2 separate regions of the Mus musculus genome follow, and region 2 is linked to region 1. A link is a loop called in an ENCODE intact Hi-C map of the cell type or tissue named here. Cell type or tissue: gastrocnemius. All regions are shown on one strand.

The links. Hi-C counts contacts between places; a loop is a spot of excess contacts. Peaks named below come from ENCODE experiments on the same cell type or tissue, not always from the same donor. Only the 100,000 strongest peaks of a DNase experiment are listed, where the experiment ranks them.
Region 2: a loop joins it to region 1, with 2.3 times the contacts of the local background. A loop is called at or near these places in 15 of 42 quality-filtered maps.

Annotation. Positions count from the first base shown.
Region 1 is chr3:103,371,828-103,376,827 of GRCm38, forward strand. No RefSeq gene overlaps it. Among named protein-coding and RNA genes, the nearest start is that of Gm25869, 53 kb to the right of the region's middle. In gastrocnemius, a CTCF peak has its summit at 2,433 (motif pointing left); a DNase peak (open chromatin) is centred at 2,419.
Region 2 is chr3:103,221,299-103,226,298 of GRCm38, forward strand. No RefSeq gene overlaps it. Among named protein-coding and RNA genes, the nearest start is that of Gm40113, 27 kb to the left of the region's middle. In gastrocnemius, a CTCF peak has its summit at 2,634 (motif pointing right); DNase peaks (open chromatin) are centred at 360 and 2,662.

The DNA of each region.
Region 1 (5,000 bases):
TGCCTGGGTCTCACCTGTGAATATGGTTCAGTCAGTGTGTGGTTTATGGAGGGCCTGAGGAGGTGGCTGAGAGCTAGAGTTGAGCCCTTCACTGACATTCGGAAGTATGTTTCGTCCTCAGCACTGCAGACAAAAAGGGATATTGCTTTGTTCTGGGTTACACATCACAGTGTACGCTCTTGGAGACTTCTCCTGGTGTTATGTGCAGTAACCTCATCACCATGATACATTGCTATTCGATGTAACATTTTTCAGTAGGGGCTACCTCTTTTCTGTTTGCTTTTAGAGACAGTGTCTCACTCTAGTTCTTCGCATCATTCACTGTGTATCCCACACTGGTCTTGAGAGGCAAAATCTACTCCATCTTGAACCAGCCTCCATCTTAAAAGAAAAAGAAGATATAAAACCTGAGAACTTGACCCATAGCTGAACCCAAGCTGCACTCAAGCACCAGGGAGGCCCATAGCTTGTCCTTGGCCAGAGTGACTCCCTAGCTACTTCCTAGCAACAGTTAACCAACAATTAGTCTGATTGTTTCAGATGTACTTTCAGGCCGATTGCATACAGTCCTGCTTCAGATCACCCACCTGTCCCTTTACAATAGTCATTCAGTTAGATGCTTTCCAGGTTGGACACCCCCTCACTTGCCTCCATTTTCTATAAAACCTTGTCCCGTTGAGAGTTCAGGGCCGCTTCACCAAACCGTCCTGTGGGTCGACCCACAGGACGGTAGTGAGTAAGTCCAAACACGAGTTTGTAATAAAGAGATCCTAATGTGATTGCATCCATGCTGGCTCCTTGGTGGTCTTTTGGGCTTAAAAATGAGTCACTACAGCCTCAGTCCCACAGCCTCTGCCTCCTCAGTGCTGGGATTAAAGGTTGGCACCACCACCTGTGGCCCAGGTATTTCTTAATAGCTACTGGCTTATGACAGCTTAATTGGTCACACATTTGCCTTTTCTCAGTAATACATGGCATGACAGTGGGCATCTGATGTAGAGATTGTGTAGCAGGCTCTGTAGTAGTACCTTTGTAGGTAGGTGGTACACACCCAGGATCAAGCACTGTAAGGTAGGAGGATTGGAAGTTCAAGGCCATTCTTAGCTACCCGGGGAGTTCAAAGCAAGCCAGGTACATGACACACCGTCTTCTTTTCTTTTTTCTTTTCTTCTCTTTTCTTCTCTTTTCTTCTCTTCTCTTCTCTTCTCTTCTCTTCTCTTCTCTTCTCTTCTCTTCTCTCTCCTCTCCTCTCCTCTCCTCTCCTCTCTTCCCTCCTCCTCCTCCTCCTCCTCCTCCTCCTCCTCCTCCTCCTCCTCCTCCTCCTCCTCCTCCTCCTCCTCCTCCTCCTCCTCTTCTTCTTCTTCTTCTTCTTCTTCTTCTTCTTCTTCTTCTTCTTCTTCTTCTTCTTCTTCTTCTTCTTCTTCTTCTTCTTCTCTCCTCTCTCTCTCTCTCTCTCTCTCTCTCTCTCTCTCTCTCTCTCTCTCTCTCCCTCCCTTTGAGGCAGGGTTTCTCTGTGTAGCCCTGGCTGTCTTAAAACTTGATATATAGATCAGGTTGGCCTCAAACTCACAGGGATCCACCTGCCTCGCCTCCGTGCCAACTGAGACCCTGCCTTTAAAAGGGCAGGGATGGATTTAAGGGAAGCAGCTAGGAATTCAGCTTGGTTAGCAGAGTGCTTGTCTAGCACGCACAAGGTTCCATCCCCACCACCATAGCAACTTAATGACATGTCCTGGGATTGGAGTGATACTCCAAAGTGGTGTTGAGCCAGACTCATACACTCCAGCTCTCCTGACCGGGGTTAGAGGCCATTGGCTACTACTGCTGTAGCTGCTCAATGTGCTGCGCTACCATCATGCCTTGTGTGGCTGCACACAACCTTCTGTGACATTTGTTCCTCCAAACCTTCCTACACTGAGGGAAGAAGTAGCTACCCCAAAAGCTGGGCCAGCCTGGTGTGGGCTTCCCATGTGTGCACCCCAGGCTAATCCACTCCAACACATCGTGTAGCCCCTACAATGCCATTGCTGCCTCCTTGCAGCCATGGAGGTTGCATCTGCTTTTTGTGCTCCCTCATGGTATGGGCAAGGGTTCCCTCTTGCTTGTTAGAAGATCCGTACATCCATTTGCCTGCTTTTAGGCTAGATCTTCCTTTAATAGAGAAATGAGCATCTGTTCTGTAACAACCACCTGGCGTCTGAATGCGCTTGTCTGAGAAATGGGGACAACAGTAGCGTTCTCCTTGACACAATATGACATGCAAGGGGTTGGTTTAGGAGTCTGAGCCCACGGGAATTCTGGGTAAGAACCAGCTGTTGCCTGGAGAGATGGCTCAGTGGTTAAGAGAGCTTGATGCTCTTGCAGAAACGGAGGGAGGTTCAGTTCCCAGCATCTATATGGCAGCTCCATTTCGGGGGGGATCTGGCGCCCTCTACTGGATTCTGTAGGTACCAGGCACATACCCAGTGCACTTTCATAATGTAGGCAAACTATTCATACATATACGATGAAAAATGTAAGACAGGGTGAGGGAGCTGTTACAGGAGGCTGTGATGATGAGTCCCTTGGTGAGCAGTTGACATTGGACGGCTGTTCCACTGGTCACCTTCTGTTTCAGATGAGTGGAGGAAGACTGGAGCAGCCATGGCCCTTAAACAGACCCCTCTCCTACTCAGGTCCCTCCACCTACCACTGATATCTCTTTTATTTTGCCTTCTGAGAAAGATTTAACCAGCTACCCTTGTGCCCTCCTTGTTATTTGGGTTCTTTGGGATATAGCATGGTTATTCTGTACTTTATGACGAATATCCCACTTATAAGTGAGTACATACCATGCATGTCCTTTGGGGCCTGGCTTACCTCACTCAGGATGATATTTTCTAGTTCCATCCATTTGTCTGCAAATTTCATGATGTCCTTGTTTATTTTTTTCCATTTTTATTAGGTATTTAGCTCATTTACATTTCCAATGCTATACCAAAAGTCCCCCATACCCACCCACTCCCCCTTTTTGGCCCTGGCGTTCCCCAGAAGATGTCCTTGTTTTTTGTTGTTTTTTTTTGTTTTTTTAAATAACTGAGTAGCGTTCCATTGTGTAAGGAATTCCTTTACAGACAGGAATTCTAATTCACAGGGTAGTGTATTTGGAGAACGAGAGTGTGTATGTGTGTGTGTATGTATGTATGTGTGTGTGTGAGAGTGTGTGTAGTATGTATCTGTGTGCTTGAATGCATTGTGTGTGTGGTATCTGTGTACATCATGTACAGTATGTGGTGTGTGTATGTGTGTAGTGTGTGTATGTGCATGTTTGTGTGTGTGCTCTTGCGTGCTATGTGAAGTCGCCCCACAGCAAGGCTTTGAACAGATTTATTTTGTACCCACTGAAGCTTTGCTGGGCGGACATCCTGGTTCAAAACCTAGGGCCAGTGACGTTGATGGCCAGGAGGCTGCACAGCAAGGAGTGCTTTGGTGGGCGTGATGATGGAGGCACTCTGGTGGAACATTCTAGTGAGATGCACAGGTGGTTTGTTTCTGTACCTTCCTGTGGAAGTCCCTCTTCCCCTTTAGGTCCCCTCCCCCCCTTACCCACAGCTCGATGAGGCTTGCTTCTGTGGCTTGCCTCCGCATTTTCCCTCTGAAGCTCTGCTTTCCCTCCTGCCACCCCCCTCCCCCGGCCTTGCAGCAAATTCGGGGGGGGGGGTCTTCCCACCTTCCCGGCTGCTCCGAGAAGACTCAAGGAGCCGCAGGTGCCAGCCGGAGTAAGACAAATGACAAAAACTCCTCAGCTTCTGTGGCACCAAGGCCAGCACTGATAACCAGCTGCAGCTGGTGCCTATCCTTGACAAAAGGAGAGGTAATCAGAGGTCACACACAGTTATGGCCGGCCATAAAACTAGTCCCTGATAGCCCCACAAAAGACAATCTTTAATCCCCCCTCAGCCTCGAGGTTCTGCCTTACCAATGGTATCGAGTCTGAGTTATGATTTATCTCACCTGCCTTCCCTCCTCTTCACCCTAACCATTCAAGGGATTTCTGACTACGATGTATGTAAGGGTTAAGACACCCGAGATTGTGTGTGTGTGTGTCACACTCCATCTTACTCTGTGGGAAGGTTTGCGATCCGAGTCTGACTCATTTTCTCATTTTCAAGAAAAAGACTTTCATGCCCACTTGCAGTTGACTCTGCACTCCTGACACCCCCCCCCCCCCCGTTTCCCTCGGAATCGGAGCATAACACTAGCAAGAGTCTCTCCTTTTACCAGCATTGAGACCTCTGCTAGAGCTCTGGAGCCCCTTCAAAAACCAGAAGGAAGGAGGATCCGCTAATTATTTTTATTGAATTGTTGTTGTGTTTTGTTTTTCGAGATAAGGTTTCTCCATGTAGCCCTGGATGTCCTGAAACTCGATTGGTAGACCAGGCTGACCTCACACTCACAGAGATCTGTCTGCCTCTGCCTCCTAAGAGCTGGGATTAAAGGCAGCCATCACCACTGCCTGGCTTACCTAATTTTTTTTTTTATGTGTGCGTGTGAGTGTTATGTACATGTGTGCGCCAGCACCCATGGAGGCCAGGACAGAATGTCAGATCCCTTGGAGCTTGAATAACGGGTATTTGTGAGCCACCTGATGGGTGTGGGAACTGAACTATGACTTCAATCTTCATAACAGAGAAAGCAAGCTCTTAAACGCTCCAGCCCTGGGAGAAATTAATTTTATCAATAAGACTGAAACTTTCCCTTGTTGCCCAGAGGCGCTAATTCATGTGTCTTGATTGGGTTACTATTTGCTGTGATAAAACAGTGACCAAAGACAACTAAGGAATGAAGGCACTCACTTCATCTTCCAGCTGCTGTCCATCATCCAGGGAAGCCAGGGAAGAAACTCAAGGTAGGAACCTGGAGGCAGGAGCTGAAGCAGAGGCCATGGGGGAGTGCAGCTTACTGGCTTGCTCCCCATGACTTGTTCAGCCTGCTACTAGGGTGGCACCTTTCCCTCATGC
Region 2 (5,000 bases), 150 kb before region 1:
CTACTGGAATAAAGAGGTTTAATGATATTTAGCTTACGATAGCCATTTCTCTTTGACACACCCTTGATCTCTCTCTCTGGACTAAATATATATTTCCCTTTTTGAATTTATGTGTGACAATATGCATGGTTTCCTGGTAACTAGGGAAACTACCCAGCATCATTGTTCAGAATGTTTGTTTTTGTTGTTTAGACTTATTTCTATCTTATGTGTGTGGGTGTTTTTTTTTGCCTGTGTGAATGTCTGTGTGAATGTCTGTGTGCCATGTGTATCCAGTTCCTCAGGAAGCCAGAGGAGGGTATGGGAGCCTGTGGAACTGGAGTTACAGATGGCCGTGAGCTGCCATGTGGCTTCTGGGAACCCAGCCCAGGTCCTCTGACAGAGTGGTGTTCTTGACGACTGAGCCATCTCTTCAGTGTTCAGAATTTTATTAGAAATTAACTGTATAGGAAAGATATATTTTTCTTTTGCTTTTGTTGAAGTGTGTGTGTGTGTGTGTGTGTGTGTGTGTGTGTGTGTGGTGTGATGTATGTGATATACACTCATTGTACTGGCTGGTTTTGTGTGTCAACTTGACATAAGCTGGAGTTATCACAGAGAAAGGGGGAAATGAGATCCAGCTGTAAGGCATTTGCTCAATTAGTAATCAAGGGTTCGATAGCCCATTGTGGGTGGTACCATCTCTAGGCTGGTGGTCTTGGGTTCTATAAGAAAGCAAGCTGAGCAAGCCAGGGTAAGCAAGCTAGTAAGCAGCATCACTCTATGGCTTCTACTTCAGCTCCTGCTTCCTGACCTGCTTGAGTTCCAGTCCTGACTTCCTTTGGTGATGAACAGCAGTGTGGACATGTAAGCTGAATAAACCCTTTCCTCCCCAACTTGCTTCTTGGTCATGATGTTTGTGCAGGAATAGAAACCCTGACTAAGACACTCATGTATGCACACAGGTGCACACATCTAATGTGCACTCATGGAGACCCATTAAGGAAGTCAGATCCCACCTCTATCATTGATCATCTTATTCTCTGGTCTCTCACTGACTCTAGAGTAGGACTGGTGGTGAGAAGCCTTCTTGTTCTGTGGGTCTCACAGTCCTGGGATGACAGAAATGAGTGTTTTTACCTGGATTCTGGGTCTTTACGCTTGTACAACAAGTGCTGGTACCTGCTGAGCCATCACTGCGGCTCCAAGACTGATTCTGTGATATGATCCATTTGTCTTCAGCTCCTGATCCCATACCCTACTTTGCTAGTGTCTCTAGGACCTGGGGAACCAGGTGATGCAATAGAACCCTTTTGGAAGGTCTGAAGGTACTCTAATGCTACATTTTTTCTTTCACTGTTTGGCTCTCCAAATATTGAAACAATGGACTTCAGGGATAGCAAGGCGTATCAGTAAACAGAAGCACTTATACACAGGCCTGACTATCCACATTTGACCTAACAGCCCACTGCAAATGGAGAGAAACAACTCCTGGGATCTGACCTTTGACCGTTCACACATGTTCACACACTCACGCAATAATAATTTAACTAGTAAATTAATTAAAACTGTAAGTCCCATAAAATTACAATTTCCCCAGGAGGCTCATTCTGGGGGAAGAAAAAAATCTGGGACCCTGGTGCTAGCCAGAAGGGAGATTTGTCTCCTATCTGTAAATTTTATGTTAAAGATCTGTCAACTTTTTAGACCTCCTTGCAGGAGAAGGCTGGACCAGAGACAGAGATAAAGGCAGGATTGCATCCTGACCAGGACGGCTTCCTTATGCACATCCCTGACCTCTCTAAGTCATGTGTCAGGAAGCCTGAGGATGGATTTCAGGGTGCTTGTGGGAGGCAGGTGGACACCAGGACACTTAGTTTTCATCTTCCCAAGCATTCCCTTTTCTGCTTTTCAGCAAAGTTTGTTTAATTATCCTGTTGGGGACTGGTGGACATGAGAAAGGACACACATGTTTTATGTGTATTTATTCTTGGCTGCAAATCACCAAAATAACAATAGGAGTTGTTGGGGTCATAGGACCCAGCAGCCCAAACAAGCCAGGCTTGGCCACCAGGCCTCTTATCACAGGAGCACCTGGATTAGAGATGTTTGAAACCACAGCTGGTTTTTTGTGTGTTCCAGAAATTGAACCCAGTTCTCCAGGCTGTGTAACAAGTCCTTTGAGCTGCTGAGCCATTTTGCCAGTGTTTTTTTATTTGCATTACATTTTTACTTATTAAGTGTATGTGTGTGTGTGTGTGTGTGAGTGTATGTGTGTGTGAGTGTGTGTGTATGTGTGTGTTGGTGTGCATATGTACGGGGGTAACTGGGTGGGTGTCAGGACAGCTCAGTCTGTCCTCTCCTTTTTCTATGTGGGTTTGGGTTTTAAGGATCAAACGCTGGTCATCAGACTTTGCACCTCAGTCTTCTTTACTTTTTCTTTCTTGCTTCCATCCTTTCTTTCTCCTGTCAGTCCATCCGTTCATTTGCTCATTCCTTAGTTCTTTCCTTCCTCCCCTCCCTCCCTCCCTCTCCCTCCCTTTCTCCCTTCCTTTCTTTTTCCCCAATGTTTTTATTTCTCTATTTTATGTGTAAGGGTGTTTTTGCTTGTGTCTGTGTACTATGTATGTGATGCAGTCCCCAAGGAGACCAGGAGAGGGCACTAGAAACCCCTAGAATTGGAGTTACACAGTTGTGAGCGGCCACGCGGGTGCTTGGCATCAAACTTGTGTGCTCTGGAAGCCTAGTGTTCTTAACTGCTGTGCCATCTCTGCAGTCCCCACAACCCCCTACTTTTTAGATAGAATCTTACTGTATAGCTCTGGCTAGCCTAGAACTCCACTGTGTAGATCAGGCTGGCCTCATACTCTTCTTGTTTTCCTGTCTCTGCTTTTGATTTGCCTCCCAAATGTTCAGATAAAAGGCAAGCGCCACCAAGCCTGGCCCCAGGAATATTCTTAATATGCAAATGTAAAATATGAAATTTTTATTAAGGCTGTGATGCATGTAAAATGTTAAGTGTGCAACTTTGTCAGAAAATTTTAAATTTTCGTTTCATAGTGAGAAGTGACAAGACTTCTCTACAATCTCTACAACCCATGACACTGAGAGTCAGCATGTCAGGTCCAAAGGAAACCCCCAGGAGGCCGTGCATATGTACAGAAATGGCAGGCTTGGCTCAGCTCGAGCGGGATTCTAGATGGACTGCTAAGCGCTTACAGCCAGCCTTAACCAGGAAACTTCGAAATGGGTTTCTGCCAGCCAGAGGACCACCTCCCTTTCCATATGTGTACCTGTAGCTGCAAATCCAAGTCCATGCTAGCCTCCCAGCCCACTCAGTCCCGGTTAACATTCTGGCTCTTTCCTCCTTCACCTTAAACCCAGGCTGCGCCAGTACACGGGCCGTCCTCCCTCCAGCTCCTCCTCCCCTCAGAACCCAGAGGATTTCCGCACCTGCTTCCCAACCCCCGGCCATGGCCAGTCTGTTTCTTTTTCTTGCTCCTTTGGATTTATCCAGATTCCTCCAGCTGCTTGTGCTCTCCCTCCCGCCTCGCCCTCCCCCTCCCTCTCCCAATAAAAACCTTCCCCTAAATCACGGAATGACCATTTCTTTACCCTGCCTTCTCTTACACAACATTAGCAAGTCATAGAAGTGTCTTCTGTCATGTTGACTTTAAAAAGTAAACTAATATGTTGAGTTTTTAAAGTGATTAAATTGTTAAGAATACGCTTTTATTAAATGCTCAGGAGTTGTCTATGTTACTTTTGCTAGGACAACTTAAAATGTAAATTTAAAAGAGTGCAGAGGCCATGAGGGCCCCGAGCTCCCAGAGAAGCCCTAAGAGAAGCAGGAGTGTCAATCACAGGGTTTCTCCTCAACGGAGGAGGAGGTAAAATCAAGCAACTGCATTCCATCCAGAAAGCTGAGAGTGGGGGCGGCGCGGGGGCTTTTTGTTATCTGTGGGGACAGACCTCGCCCTAATTCCATAGAATGATTATTCCAGATCCTTCCTTCCCTAGACCATTACCCAGCCCTAGGGGAGATGTCAAGTGTACTTTATGGCCTGCTGACCGCCATTCTGACCAGTCGGAGGCCATATTGGATTCTAAGCCTTTTAGCTATAGGATCCACCCTCATGGCCACATGTTCTTTGTGAAAGAGTTTCTAGGTAGTCACACTTTAAGCTTTATTATGCACCTGACATTGCAATGATTATGGGAATTATTGTAGCCTGGAGACTATTTTCCAAATTCTATTGTGTTTAAATATGCCTACAATAAACCACCTGGTGTTAGATTCTCTGCAGTCTGAGCCGGGTTGATAAGGCAATCTGCACCTGTTCTCTTAAGCTTTCTGACACCTGCTGGACCCCCTCAAAAGATTAATTTTAGGATTGGCCTGAAAGTAGAGATATTCTTATATGATTTCTTAGCTTTGCTCCACATGTTGTCAATATTCACTTGGGCTAATTCTGCTATTGGGATAACTAATAATAGATATAATGACTTTTTTCTTGTAACTAGTGTTATGAGATTATATAGTTTAATATCTAATTTTATGTGTGAATATATATACACTATATATATGCACATATATATAGTATATGCATATACACATATATAGTAAAACTATCAAGGAAAAAACAGTATTGTTCACAAATTGTCAATATTAGGGTTAGGGTATCTGTTATGGAATCATTAAATTTAAAATTTGTGTTTGTAACAAATATTCTTGAAATATGCAATATTTTAACTTTGGCATATACAATAGGATAAAAATATTATTTGAAATTTTGTTCATTTAAAAAGTGTATTTAGGGCCTAGCAAACACATAAGTGGATGCTTACAGTCATCTATTAGATGGATCACAGGGCCCCCAACGGAGGAGCTAGAGAAAGTATCCAAGGAGCTAAAGAGATCTGCAACCCTGTAGGTGCAACAACATTATGAACTAACCAGTACCCCGGAGCTCTTGACTCTAGCTGCATATGTATCAAAAGATGGCCTAGTCGGCCATCAC